Regions from separate parts of the Homo sapiens genome. Here region 2 is linked to region 1. Evidence: chromatin contacts called from ENCODE Hi-C or POLR2A ChIA-PET data. All regions are on one chromosome and are shown on one strand. The core of a region is the stretch at or near the end of the contact, and the rest is flanking DNA. Distances in the headings are between cores, read along the strand shown.

The links. A loop is a pair of places that touch in the nucleus more often than their neighbours do. ChIA-PET counts read pairs that join two places held with the same protein, here RNA polymerase II (POLR2A). Pooled maps may share reads with other maps.
Region 2: a loop to region 1 is called in a map of endothelial cell of hepatic sinusoid, with 4 times the contacts of the local background. The contact joins two enhancer-like sites. A Hi-C loop is called at or near these places in 37 of 168 maps with a recorded cell type or tissue (GM12878, GM18951, HL-60/S4 and 26 more), 1 of 37 single-sample maps with no recorded cell type and 4 of 50 pooled maps. POLR2A ChIA-PET finds 5 or more read pairs at or near these places in 15 of 52 experiments (A549, AG04449, AG04450 and 12 more).

What each region holds. Positions count from the first base shown.
Region 1 is chr1:39,978,860-39,985,097 of GRCh38, reverse strand. No RefSeq gene overlaps it. Among named protein-coding and RNA genes, the nearest start is that of MFSD2A, 27 kb to the right of the region's middle. RefSeq lists an enhancer at 3,872-4,725. Within about 2 kb of position 4,482, at least 5 of the 41 ENCODE cell types and tissues checked have a DNase peak (open chromatin) inside an H3K27ac peak, as active enhancers do; they include mammary epithelial cell and transverse colon, where a contact is called at or near this core.
Region 2 is chr1:39,932,194-39,938,259 of GRCh38, reverse strand. No RefSeq gene overlaps it. Among named protein-coding and RNA genes, the nearest start is that of MFSD2A, 20 kb to the left of the region's middle. Within about 2 kb of position 3,864, at least 13 of the 41 ENCODE cell types and tissues checked have a DNase peak (open chromatin) inside an H3K27ac peak, as active enhancers do; they include mammary epithelial cell and transverse colon, where a contact is called at or near this core.

The sequences.
Region 1 (6,238 bases), core at 3,233-5,732:
CTGGTCTCAGACTCCCGAGTTCAAGCAGTCCTCTTGCCTTGGCCTCCCAAAGTGCTGGAATTACAGTCATCAGCCACTGCGCCCATCGGCCTAGGAAGTTTTAAAATAATCAAAATACTAGCTTGAACTTTAAGATCAATGCAAATGTTTTCAAAATTAAAAATGTAGAGGTTTCATATAATTAATATGTGAATTTAGCAAGACTACTGGATATGAGATCAACATACAAATGTATTTCTTTATAATAGCAACAAAAAAATTAGAAAATGAAATTTACAAAAAATATCATTTACATCAGTATCAAAAATATCAAATACTTAGGAATAAATCTATTGAAAGATGTTTGAGATTTTAACCTGTGGCCAGGAGTGGTGGCTCATGCCTATAATCCCAGCACTTTGGGAGTCTGAGGTGGGAGAATTGCTTGAGCCCAGGAGTTGGAGACCAGCCTGGGCAACATAGCAAGACCCCACCTCTACAAAAAATGTAAAAAGAATCATAATAAATGTTCAAAGAAAAAAAAAAAGACCTCAACCTGAAACATTCTCTCTCTCTCTTTTTTTTTTTTTTTTGAGACAGAGTCTCATTCTGTTTTCAGGCTGGAGTGCAGTGGCGCGATCTCAGCTCACTGCAACCTCCGCCCTCCGAGTTCAAGCGATTCTCCTGCCTCAGCCTCCCGAGTAGCTGGGATTACAGGCGCCTGCCACTGCACCCGGCTAATTTTTTGTATTTTTAGTAGATATGGGGTTTCACCTTCTTGGCCAGGCTGGTCTCGAACTCCTGACCTTGTGATCCACCCGCCTTGGCCTCCCAAAGTGCTGGGATTACAGGTGTGAGCCACCGCGTCCGGCCCTCTCTCTTTTTTAAGAGACAGTGTCTCACTATTTTGGCCAGGCTGGTCTCAAACTCCCTGGCTCAGGTGATCTTCCTGCCTCAGCCTCCCAAGTAGCTGGGACTACGGGCATGCACCACCATGCCTGTTTCTATAAGACATTCTTGACATAAATTAAACACGACCTAAATAAATGGACAGATATTTCATGTTCATAAATTAGAAGACTCAATATTGTTAAGATGCCAGTTTTTTCCAATTAGTTCATAGATTCAGTGTAATTCCATCAAACTCCCAGCACATTCTGTGTGTGTATGTGTGTGTGTGTGTGTGTGCACACGCATACATTGACAAGCTGATTCCAAAATACATATGGACAATCCAAAAACCTTGAAGTTTGGCCAGGCATGGTGACTCATACCTGTAATCCCAGCACTTTGGGAGGCCAAGGCAGGCAGATCACCTGAGGTCAGGAGTTCAAGACCAACCTAGCCAATATGCTGAAACCCCCTATCTACTTAAAGTACAAAAAAATTAGCTGGGCATGATGGCGGGCATCTGTAGTCCCAACTACTTGGGAGGCTGAGGCAGGAGAATCGCTTGAACTTGGGAGGTGGAGGTTGCAATAAGCCAAGATCGCGCCATTGCACTTCAGCCTGGGAGAGAGTGAAACTCCATCTCAAAAACAAAACAAAACAAAACCTTGAAGTTGAAAGACTTACACTACCAAATTTCAACATTTACTATATAAATCTATAGTAATTAAGACAGGGGACTCTTGGAGTAAGAATAGCTGAGTAGATCACTTGAACAGGATAAAGAGTCCAGGGCCAGCCACGGTGGCTCATGCCTGTAATCCCAGCACTTTGGGACGCCGAGGCAGGTGGATCACCTGAAGTCAGGAGTTTGAGACCAGCCTGACCAATATGGTGAAACTCCGCCTCTACTAAAAATACAAAAATTAGCCGGGTGTGGTGGCGTGTGCCTGTAATCCCGGCTACTGGGGAGGCTGAGGCAGGAGAATTGCTTGAACCCGGGAGATGGAGGTTGCATTGAGCCGAGATCGCACCATTGCACTACAGCTTAGGCGACAGAGCAAGACTCTGTCTCAAAAAAAAAAAAAAAAAAAAAATAGAGTCCAAAAATGGACCTACACATATAGGTTCTTTTGATTTATGCCACTGTAATCAAGTAGGGGAGGGACGTCCTTTTAATAAAAGGTGCTGGAATAATTGGATAAGTACAGAGAAAAATAAACTCTGACCCTTAACTCACACTATACACAAAAATTAATTTGAGTGGATCATAGACCTAAATAAAAAAAGTATAAAACAACAATAAAACAACTTCTAAATAAAAACATAAGATAATTTTTTTGATATTGGGGTAAGTAAAGATTTCTTTTTTTTTTTTTTTTTTTGAGACGGAGTCTCACTCTGTTGTCAGGCTGGAGTACAGTGGTGCGATCTCCGCTCACTGCAACCTCCGCCTCCCAGGTTCAAACAATTCTCCTGCCTCAGCCTCCCGAGTTGCTGGGATTACAGGCATGCACCACCATACCCGGCTAATTTTTGTATTTTTAGTAGAGACGGGGTTTTACCATGTTAGCCAGGCTGGTCTCGAACTCCTGACCTCAGGTGATCCAGCCGCCTTGGCCTCCCCAAAGTGCTGGGATTACAGACGTGAGCCACCGCGCCCAGCCTCCTGAATGTAAATTATATCTCAATAAAACATTGAAAAGTAAGGAGTTTTTTGTTTATTTTTAATTACAAAAGCAAAATAAATGCTTGGTCTTTATAGACTACTAAAACAAGTATAACTAGAAGAATGACAGGCCTTGATCTCATTTCTAGGGACAAGATCTGTCTTCAAATTTATGCAGGTCTTCCATGGGACAAAGAGAAGGGTTGTATTGTGCAGATGCCAAAGAGAGGATCTAGAATCTGTGGGGACAAGCCACAAGGAGATAGCTTTCAAGATGAAGGAAACCTTTTTTTATGCCCTTCTCCACAAATGAAACAGGCTGCCTTGAGCCAAAATGAGCTGGCTGCCAAAGGCATGAGCAAGCAGAAGGCAGCCACAGGCATCCACGCATCAGGTGGGGTTGGATTAGACAGCCTAGGTCTCGTCCTCTGCCTCTGCTACTCCTTTAAGGAACAGCAAGGAGTAGAACAGCCCCTCCCACACTATGAGTTGTCCCTTTGTGTTAACAGAAATGGCCAAACCCATCTGCTGAAAGCCATAGATTGCTGGAGGACTAGCTCTGGAGTCTGAGCCCTGATGGCAGTGAAAAGGGAGGGAAGGACACAGGACAAAAGTCTTGGTTCTTAAGAAACGGACAGGCCAGGAGGTGGTTCACATCTGTAATCTCAGTACTTTGGGAGGCCAAGGAGGGAGGGTCACTTGAGCTCAGCAGTTAAGACCAACTTGGACAACATAGGGAGACCCTGTCTCTACAAAAAATAAAATAATTAGCTGGGCAAGGTGGCACGCCTCTAGTCCCAGCTACTCAGGATGCTGAGGCAGGAGGATTTGTTGAGCACAGGATTTCGAGGTTGCAGTGAGCCATGGTCACACTACTGTACTCCAGCTTAGGGGACAGAGTGAGACCTTGAAAAAAAAAAAGAGAGAAAGAAAAGAAAAAGGAAGAAAGGAAGAAGAAAGGGAGAAAGGGAGAAAGAACGAGAGAAAGGAAATAAAGAAAGAAAGAAAAGAAGGAACTGATAAATTTGGTGGGAAAAAATGGCCAGGCGCGGTGCCTCACACCTATAATCCCAGCACTTTGGGAGGCCGAGACAGGCAGATCACCTGAGGTCAGGAGTTCAAAACCAGTCTGACCAACAATGACGAAACCCCGTCTCTACGAAAAATACAAAAATTAGCCGGGCGTGATGGCGCACATCCCAGCTACTTGGGAGGCTGAGGCAGGAGAATTGCTTGAACCCAGGAGGCGGAGGTTGCAGTGAGCCGAGATCGTACCATTGCACTCCAGCCTGGGCAACAGAGTGAGACTCTGTCTCAAAAAAAAAAAAAAATTGGTTGGAAAACAAAAATAACTCTGAGCTAGGAGTGAGACAGATTCTCTCCTTCTGCCTGTGGCTGGCTGTGTGACCTTGTGCAACTTCCTTGTCCTCTCTGAGCCTGGAGTCTAGGCTGGGTAGTTCTTGGGCCTTCTCTGGTACTGACATCCTTTGAGGCCACACGGATGGCCACCTGGGCCAGATGGGAGTCACTGAAGGGGAAGGTACTGGGAGAGTGACTGCGGTGACTGTAGTGGCAGACAGGAGAAAGAGAGACTTTAGGACTCATTCCCCATCTCTTATGAAACACAGTAAGGGCAAACAGTCCTGCCCTTTCCTATTTCTCTGACCCTCAGTAGCCCTAGGACATCCCAGCTTCCTCCTACGCCACCCAGGCCCCCTTGGATCACCTTGGGGCAGGAATCCAGTCCACTCAACCCAGGCTAATTTAACAGGATTTCTACCAGACAAAGGGCAATTTCCTGGATGGTGAGCAGGCAGGGCTGGGCCTCTTTAGGGCTTGGGCCTCACCCCAGAAAGAGCCTTAAGCCACAGCAATCAGGGACTTCCTTGATTGCCTTGGAGATATAAGCCCCACGCAACCCTGCCCAGCTGCCCTGGAGGGAAAAAGGTAGGCTCTAGATCTTATCCAACACACCCAGTCCTAAACCTTCTCTGACTGCTACCTCCTGTCACTTTCTTCTCCTCTCTTCCCTGCCTCCATTCTTTTCAACATATTTATGACTCCACTTTGTGCTAGGCATTGTGTTAGATCCTGGATATACAAAGACTTGTGATCCAAGGTGGGTCCTGCCCTAGGAACTCAAAGACTAGAAGAGACATAGACATGTACAGTTGGTTCTTATGACTTGTATTATATTCCATACAGTCACCATGAACACTGAATTAGCAAATACTAGACCATTGTTCCTAGGGGAAATGGGAAATACAAAATTAGGTTCCTGAGAGCCTCTGATCATAATACTTTTTTTTTTTTTTTGAGATGGAGTCTCGCTCTGTTGCCCAGGCTAGAGTACAGTGATGATATGGCTCCGATGAGTGAAAAAACACCAGGGCTCTTGGTCCTCATGCCAGTTTAGATAAAATGACACGGACACACATGGAGTGGTTTTAAGGAACGGAGGGTTTAATAGGCAAGAAGGAAGGGAGAAGAAAGAAGGCAGAAGCTCTCTTGTACAGAGACGGAGGGAGGGGGGCTCCAAAGCCAAGAGAGGAGATCTCACGTGCCATGGATACTAACAAGGTATATGAAGAGGCTGGAGGAGGCGGTGTTTGATTTGCATAGGGCTCAGGGGATTAGTTTGACCAGGCATGTCATTCATGTAGCCCACAAAAAAAACTGGCCCTCCCACCCTAGCCTTTTAATATGCAAATACAGGGCACCATGATGTTCTACACACATGGAGATATGTGGGGGTGGCTATTTTGCCAGGCATATATGGGGCAAGGGCAAGAAGAAGAGGGCAGGAATCCCCATGTTTGGGTGGACCCAACTTCTAATGGCCTGCATTTGCGTATGAAAGGTTGCTGCCCAGGTCTAAGAGCCAGGGCTTTCATGCTAGACAAGAAATGTTTTTGGAGCTGCTTTGAAAATGAAAACTCTCCCAGGACCCCTTTTCCACTCTATCTGCCTAAAATAGCTTTTTTTTTTTTTTTTTTGAGACAGAGTTTTGCTCTTGCCCAGGCTGGAGTGCTATAGCACTATCTTGGCTCACCGCAACCTCCACCTCCCAGGTTCAAGCGATTCTCCTGCCTCAGCCTTCCCAAGTAGCTGGGATTACAGGCATGTGCCACCAAGTCTGGCTAATTTTGTATTTTTAGTAGAGATGGGGTTTCTCCATGTGGGTCAGGCTGGTCTCAAACTCCCGACCTCAGGTGATCCGCCTACCTCGGCCTCCCAAAATGCTGGGATTACAGGCGTGAGCCATCGCACCCGGCCTAAAATAACTTCTTAATAACTCCTACCACAGTGATGCAATCTTGGCTTACTGCAACCTCCACCTCCCAGGTTCAAGCGATACTCCTGCCTCAGCCTCCTGAGTAGTTGTTATTACAGGTGCATGCCACCGCGCCTGGCTTAAATTTTGTATTTTTAGTAGATATGGGGTTTCGCCATGTTGGCCGGGCTAGTCTCAAGCCTGTGACCTCAATTGATCTGCCCGCCTTGGCCTCCCAAAGTGCTGGGATTACAGGCATGAGCCATCGCACCTGGTCTGATCACAACACTTTTATTAAATGATCAATACATAACCATGTTTTACATGTGCTTCTATTTAAAGACACCTTATTTAATTGGTATTGTTGATTCATTGACATTGAACTCATTACAACTCATGCCTGAATGAAGCTTGTCTAACATATGTAT
Region 2 (6,066 bases), core at 2,615-5,114, 46 kb after region 1:
TTCGGCCCAGGAGTTCGAGGCTGCAGTGAGCTATGATGGCACCACTGCACTCCATCCTAGGCAACACAGCAAGACTCTGTCTCTAAAACAAATTTAAAAAATTAAATAATATAAATCTACTTATTATATGTGCTCAATAACTGTTTGACGAATAAAAGAATAAATGAATTAGCTGGGCATGGTAGTGCATGTCTATAGTCTCAGCTACCCGGGAGGCTGAGGCAGGAGGATTTCTTGAGCCCAGGAGTTCAAGACCAGCCTAAACAACATAGCAAGACCTGTCACTAAAAAGAAAAGACACGATTAAAAGGCTTATCTGTAATAGTCCCTTCCTCCATGTTTCTGGGTCTGTGGGTCTAAATAAAGCATCTTCTGATTTCCTCTTGATTTCCTTTCTGGGAAAAGTAAACCCAGAGAAGGTAAGGGCCTTGTCCAAGGTCACACTGCAATTTAGCAGTGCCAGCCCTCTGCATTCTATCCCCTTGGGGTTCTGAGGGGGAGCCCTTGCAGAGAAAACCCCAGGCCATGTTTTGCCTGGTCTCTGAATCCCCAGGATATACCCTCCAGACCACTACCAGGAGGACCACAGAACATTCCCCTTCTAACACACACAAACACCATTCCCTTGTTTTCTCCTGCCAGTAGTAGGGTTGGGGTCTGGAATCTCCCCTCCTGAATGTGCAGGCTTGGCTTCTTTCTTTGGGGCTGCCTCTAGGAGGAGCATCAAGGAACTGCTAGGCTGGGGTTAGGATTCTAGGCCACAATGACTATTAGGCTGGACTCAGTTCTGGAGCTAAGATGGAGTCTATCCTAGGTTCTTTGGAGTGAGTTCTGAGCTGGACTCTGGGCTCCTCTGGTCCCCAGACTGGGCTTAGCTTTAGTCTGAATTCTGGGCTCTGGGTCTGTGGGCTAGGCTGTAGATCCTGGGCTTGGCTCCAAGTTCTGAGCTCTGGTCTTTGGACCTGGCTGGACTTTGTGCCTGGACTGTGTTGTGCTTGTAGTTCTGTGGTCTGGGTTCTGGGCTCTGGGCTTTAGTTCTGGATTCTGAGCTGGACCTTAGACTAGGACCAGCCTGGCTTGGGCTTTGGGTTCTAGGCTCTAGGTTTTGGTATGAGCATTAGGATGGGTTTTGAGCTCAGGGCTCTGGATCTAGGCTCTGGGCTGGGCTGGGCTGGGCTGGGTTCTAGACCTTAAGCAGTAAGCTATGGTCTCTGTCCTCTAAACTCCAGGCTCTAAGCTTATGATGGGAAGTGGGGGTTGGGGGAGAGGGTCACAGAAGGGAGAGTGGTAACTTCCTGAGCCTGTCCCTTCTCTCCACTCCTCTTCCTCAAAACTTTCAGCCTTGCCCCCTCCCTCTAGGAGAGATGGTCAAAGTGAAAGTGGTAGTAGACTTCCTCAAGCTGCGTAAGGACTCCCCTGGCCACCAGGAAAAAGCGGTAGGTAAAGCATAGGGCAGGTGGCACAAGAGTGTATCCTGAGGTGGCCAGAAGCCATCCTGCTTATCAAGGATGTTTCTGCAGAGCAGAGAGCAGTAAGGAAGCCTAAGCGCAGGCCCACAGCCTGGCTCCACGAGGGAAGGCAGGGTGGGTAGGCAGCAACCAGGGCCCGGGACTGAGTCTGAGGAGCTCCCCCCATCACTGTCCTACCTCATTCTCAGAGACTTTGCCCCACCCTCCATTCCAGCCAGGAATTAGACTTGAAGCTCTCAGTCCCCAGAACAGTCTCTCCAGGGCTCTCCTAAGCCTCTTCTGGAGCCCTGCCTCTTATCCTGATCGCCTTGTCCTTTACAGAAAACTGCACCCCTTTTGTTCCCCGTCAGGGTCCCCTTCCTCCCACCTCTGCCTGAGCCTCCCACCCAGCAGGATTCATCCGCAGCTGTACTGCTGGTCACGCTCGCCTGTCAAGGAAGTTTCCTTAACATAGACTTCCACAGGAGACGGCCAGGAGTGGGCTACACCCCCTTTATTTGCCCACCCCCTGACTTGCCCCTCTAGCGCCACAAACTCAAGGCCCATGTGCATGCAAGACTTCCCGAAGAGGCAGGAATTCTTGTAGGAAAATACAACTAGAAGAAATAATTTAAAATTGCACATATCACATAACTGCCCAAGGAAAAAACAACCAAAACCTGTTATAGTTTTTCACAGCGTCCCTCATGGGTACACTTGGTTCCTAACTTTGTTCTCTCATCTCAGATCCTCCCTCTCCACACCCACAAAAAGACTACCTTTTCAGTTCTCCACTGGGCAAAATATCCACCAGACTCTGTGCAGGAAACCTCACCTAGTAAGCCACATGCAATAGGATCAAAAGGATAAGAAACACTTAGTAGGAGTATTTCTTCTTCCCATGAGTCTAGAATAGTATCAAAGAAGGAGGATGGAAGGGTGCAGAAAATAGGTTTCAGCCAAACAGTCTAGGGTAGGCTTGGCAATTTTGATCCTCGTGGTCCTGTTCCTTTAATGTCTTTCTACCAATGAGAAGTGATGAGCTATGCCTCCTCCTCATTGTTCAGACTTGGCCTTTTAGAGCAAGTGAGGATGACCGTAGGGTGCTTAAATGCAGATCCAATATACAGACACATACACCCTTACAAAAGACAAGTGTTTATTCTCAGCAAAGATGCAGTCTAAATCCATCCTGAGGAAGAGAAACATTTTCCTAAGAGCCCTATAGTCTGATCCCTGCCTGCAGTGGGGCTAACACTCAAATTATTTTTCAGGGTGATGTCAGATGCTCTGGGTGCATTGTCCTGCTTCCAGGCTGTGCCTCCACCTATCCTGTGCAAAAAATGGGCCTAGTAAAGAGCATCAACCCACAGTGGCCCTCCCTGGATACATAATGTCCTTGTAAGAGCTTTGAAATGTACTTTCTTTACCTTAGACCAGATGAAAATCATGGGGGAGGGGGCTGAAATTCTTCCACCCCTAAGCAGAACAATCCAGAAGTGTTAGCTATTGGTTTTTCTCTTTTTTTTTTTTTTTTTGAGACAGAGTTTCATTCTTTTTGCCCAAGCTGGAATGCAATGGCGCAATCTCGGCTCACTGCAACCTCCACCTCCTGGGTTCAAGTGATTCTCCTGCCTCAGCCTCCCGAGTAGCTGGGATTACAAGTGCACACCATCATGCTCGTCTAATTTTTTGTATTTTTAGTAGAGATGAGGTTTCACCATGTTAGCCAGGCTGGTCTCGAACTCCTGACCTCAGGTGATCTGCTCGCCTCGGCCTCCCAAAGTGCTGGGATTACAGGCGTGAGCCATCACGCCCGACCGCTATTGGATTTTCTAAGTACCTCCTCATTCTTTCCATCTCCACTCCAGTCTCCCACTCTGACCACCACATCCTCCCTTACAGCTCTGTTGGTCTCTCCTAGGAAAGCCTCAGGGGTGTGAACCTCTAGTCATGCTCAGTTCTTGACATGTCTCACGTTGATTCATTCTGTCTCCCTGACCAGGCTGCAGCTTCTGGGTTCAGGAACTGGGCCAGGATCCCTTCATTCAGGCAGGCACTTACTGAGCCCTGACTCTGTGTCAGAGTCCTCGAGGAGTTCAGAGTCTGAGGGAGAAACCAACAGGTAAATAAATCATTGCAGTAAGAGTGTGATAAAAATTATGATAGAAGAAAACAGAGGAAAAATATGGGCAAAGTTGCCACATTGCACAACTCTGGGGGTCCGTATGACTCGTCTCCTCTGGGGTTGTGCAATGAGCCCTGGTCATGCGCAAGACCAGAGGAGGAGTCTCATCCAGTGTGGGAGGTCCAGGCAAGCGCCTCAAGGAGACCAGGCGTTAGCTGAGGCTCAAAGGGCAAGTTTGCCAGGCAGATGGGGAGTGAAGGGCAATCCAGGCAGAACAAACCACATGTGCAAAGCCACAGCGGGATGAGGAAACATGTTAAATGTTGGGAAATATCAGGAAATACATTTTGGCTGACGTACTGGGTACATGTGGGAGAATGCCTAGAGCTTGCTTGTTAAATGAATTAATGACTATAATAATAAAAATCATAATCACCAACATTTGTTAACCACTCTGTCTATGCCAGGCACCGTGCTAAGTGGTGTACATGCATTTGTTCATTCTAACTTCACAACAACCCCGTGAGGTAGGTTCTTTATTACCCTCCTCTCTGCAGATAAGGAAGCAGAGGCTCAGAGAAATTAATCAACTTGCTTAAGGTCACAGAACTAGTGAACTGCAGAGCCAGGTTGGAAACCTGGATCTCCTGATTCTAGAACACTGGGCCCTTGACCACTACTTCCCTCAATACTAGTGTCCTTGACTTTGGGCAGTCGTGGCTTCAGTGCAGACCGAGGAAGAGACCAGAAGTCACATCAGGCCCCCTTTAAGCTTCTCCAGCAGCAGGGCTCTCTGTGGGTATTGGCATTGACAAGGGTCAACTCCACTGAGACCTGGAGCAGGAAAAGGGGAAAATGGGGAGGGGGCCTCATGAGCTAATTCTCTCTGCATATATGAAAAGCCTCTGGGATTCCCAGAGCTCTCCAGAAGGAATTTGAGGGAGGCAGGGTCCTGCAGAGCCAGAAAAACACTATTTGGTGAAATTGGGTGTTTTTTGTTTTTTGTTTTTGAGACGGAGTCTTGCTCCGTCCCCCAGGCTGGAGTGCAGTGGCATGATCTCAGCTCACTGCAACCTCCGCCTCCCGGGTTCAAACGATTCTCCTGCCTCAGCATCCCAAGTAGCTGGGACTACAGGCACGTGCCACCACGCCCAGCTAATTTTTGTATTTTTAGTAGAGATGGGGTTTCACCATGTTGGTCAGGCTGATCTTGAACTCCTGACTTCAAGTGATCCGCCCGCCTCGGCCTTCCAAAGTGCTGGGATTACAGGCATGAGCCACCATGCCTGGCCTGAAATTGTTTTTTATCCTGGGCATGATGTAGCCTGGTCACACCCTGAAAAATGTCAAATTCTCTTCTGTTCACTCACACCTGCATTCCTTCTCATGTCACCTGTTTTTTTTTTTGTTGTTGTTGTAGTTGTTTTTGTTTTTTATTGAGACAGTGTCTTGCTCTGTTGCCCAGGCTGGAGTGCTGTGGTGCAATCACAGCTTAATGCAACCTTCGCCTCCTGGGCTCAAGCGATTCTCCCATCTCAGCCTCCTGAGTAGCTGGGACTACAGGTACCCACCACCATGCCCAGCTAATTTTTGGATACTATTTTTGGTAAAGACGAGCTCCTGCCATGTTGCCCAGGCTGGTCTCAAACTCCTGGGCTCAAGCCATCTAACCACCTTCACCTCCCAAAGTGTTGGGATTACAGGCATGAGGTACCACGCCTGGCCTGTCACCTGTTTTTGGTTTTTGTTCTTTTTTTTTTGAGATGGAGTCTCGCTTTGTCGCCCAGGCTGGAGTGCAGTGGCATGATCTCAGCTGACTGCAACCTCTGCCTCCCAGGTTCAAACGATTCTCCTGCCTCAACCTCCCAAGTAACTGGGATTACTGGCACACACCACCACACCCAGCTAATTTTTGTATTTTTAGTAGAGATGAGGTTTCACTATGTTGGCCAGGCTGGTCTCAAACTCCTGACCTCAGCTTATCTGCCTGCCTCGGCTTCCCAAAGTGCCGAAATTACAGGCGTGAGCCACTGCACCCGGCCACCTGTTTTTGTTTTGTTTTGTTTTTGAGATGGAGTTCCACACTTGTTGCCCAGGCTGGAGTGCAATGGCACTATCCCAGCTCACTGCAACCTTCACCTCCCAGGTTCAAGCGATTCTCCTGCCTCAGCCTCCCAAGTAGCTGGGATTACAAGCATGCACCACTACGCCTGGCTAATTTCTGTATTTTTAGTAGAGATGGGGTTTCACCATATTGATAAGTCTGGATGGTCTTGAACTCCTGACCATGGGTGATCCACCTGCCTTGGCCTCCCAAAGTGCTGGGATTACAGGCGTGAGCCACCACGCCCAACCCAGCCACCTGTTTTTTAACACCATCAGGACCATCCATCCTGCCACCCTTCCATCTTCTCCTCACCTAGAAGCCTGTCCTAGTTGTACTTTGTTTTTCCTCCCACAGGGCTGGCATTTCTCTTGCTATACCTTCCC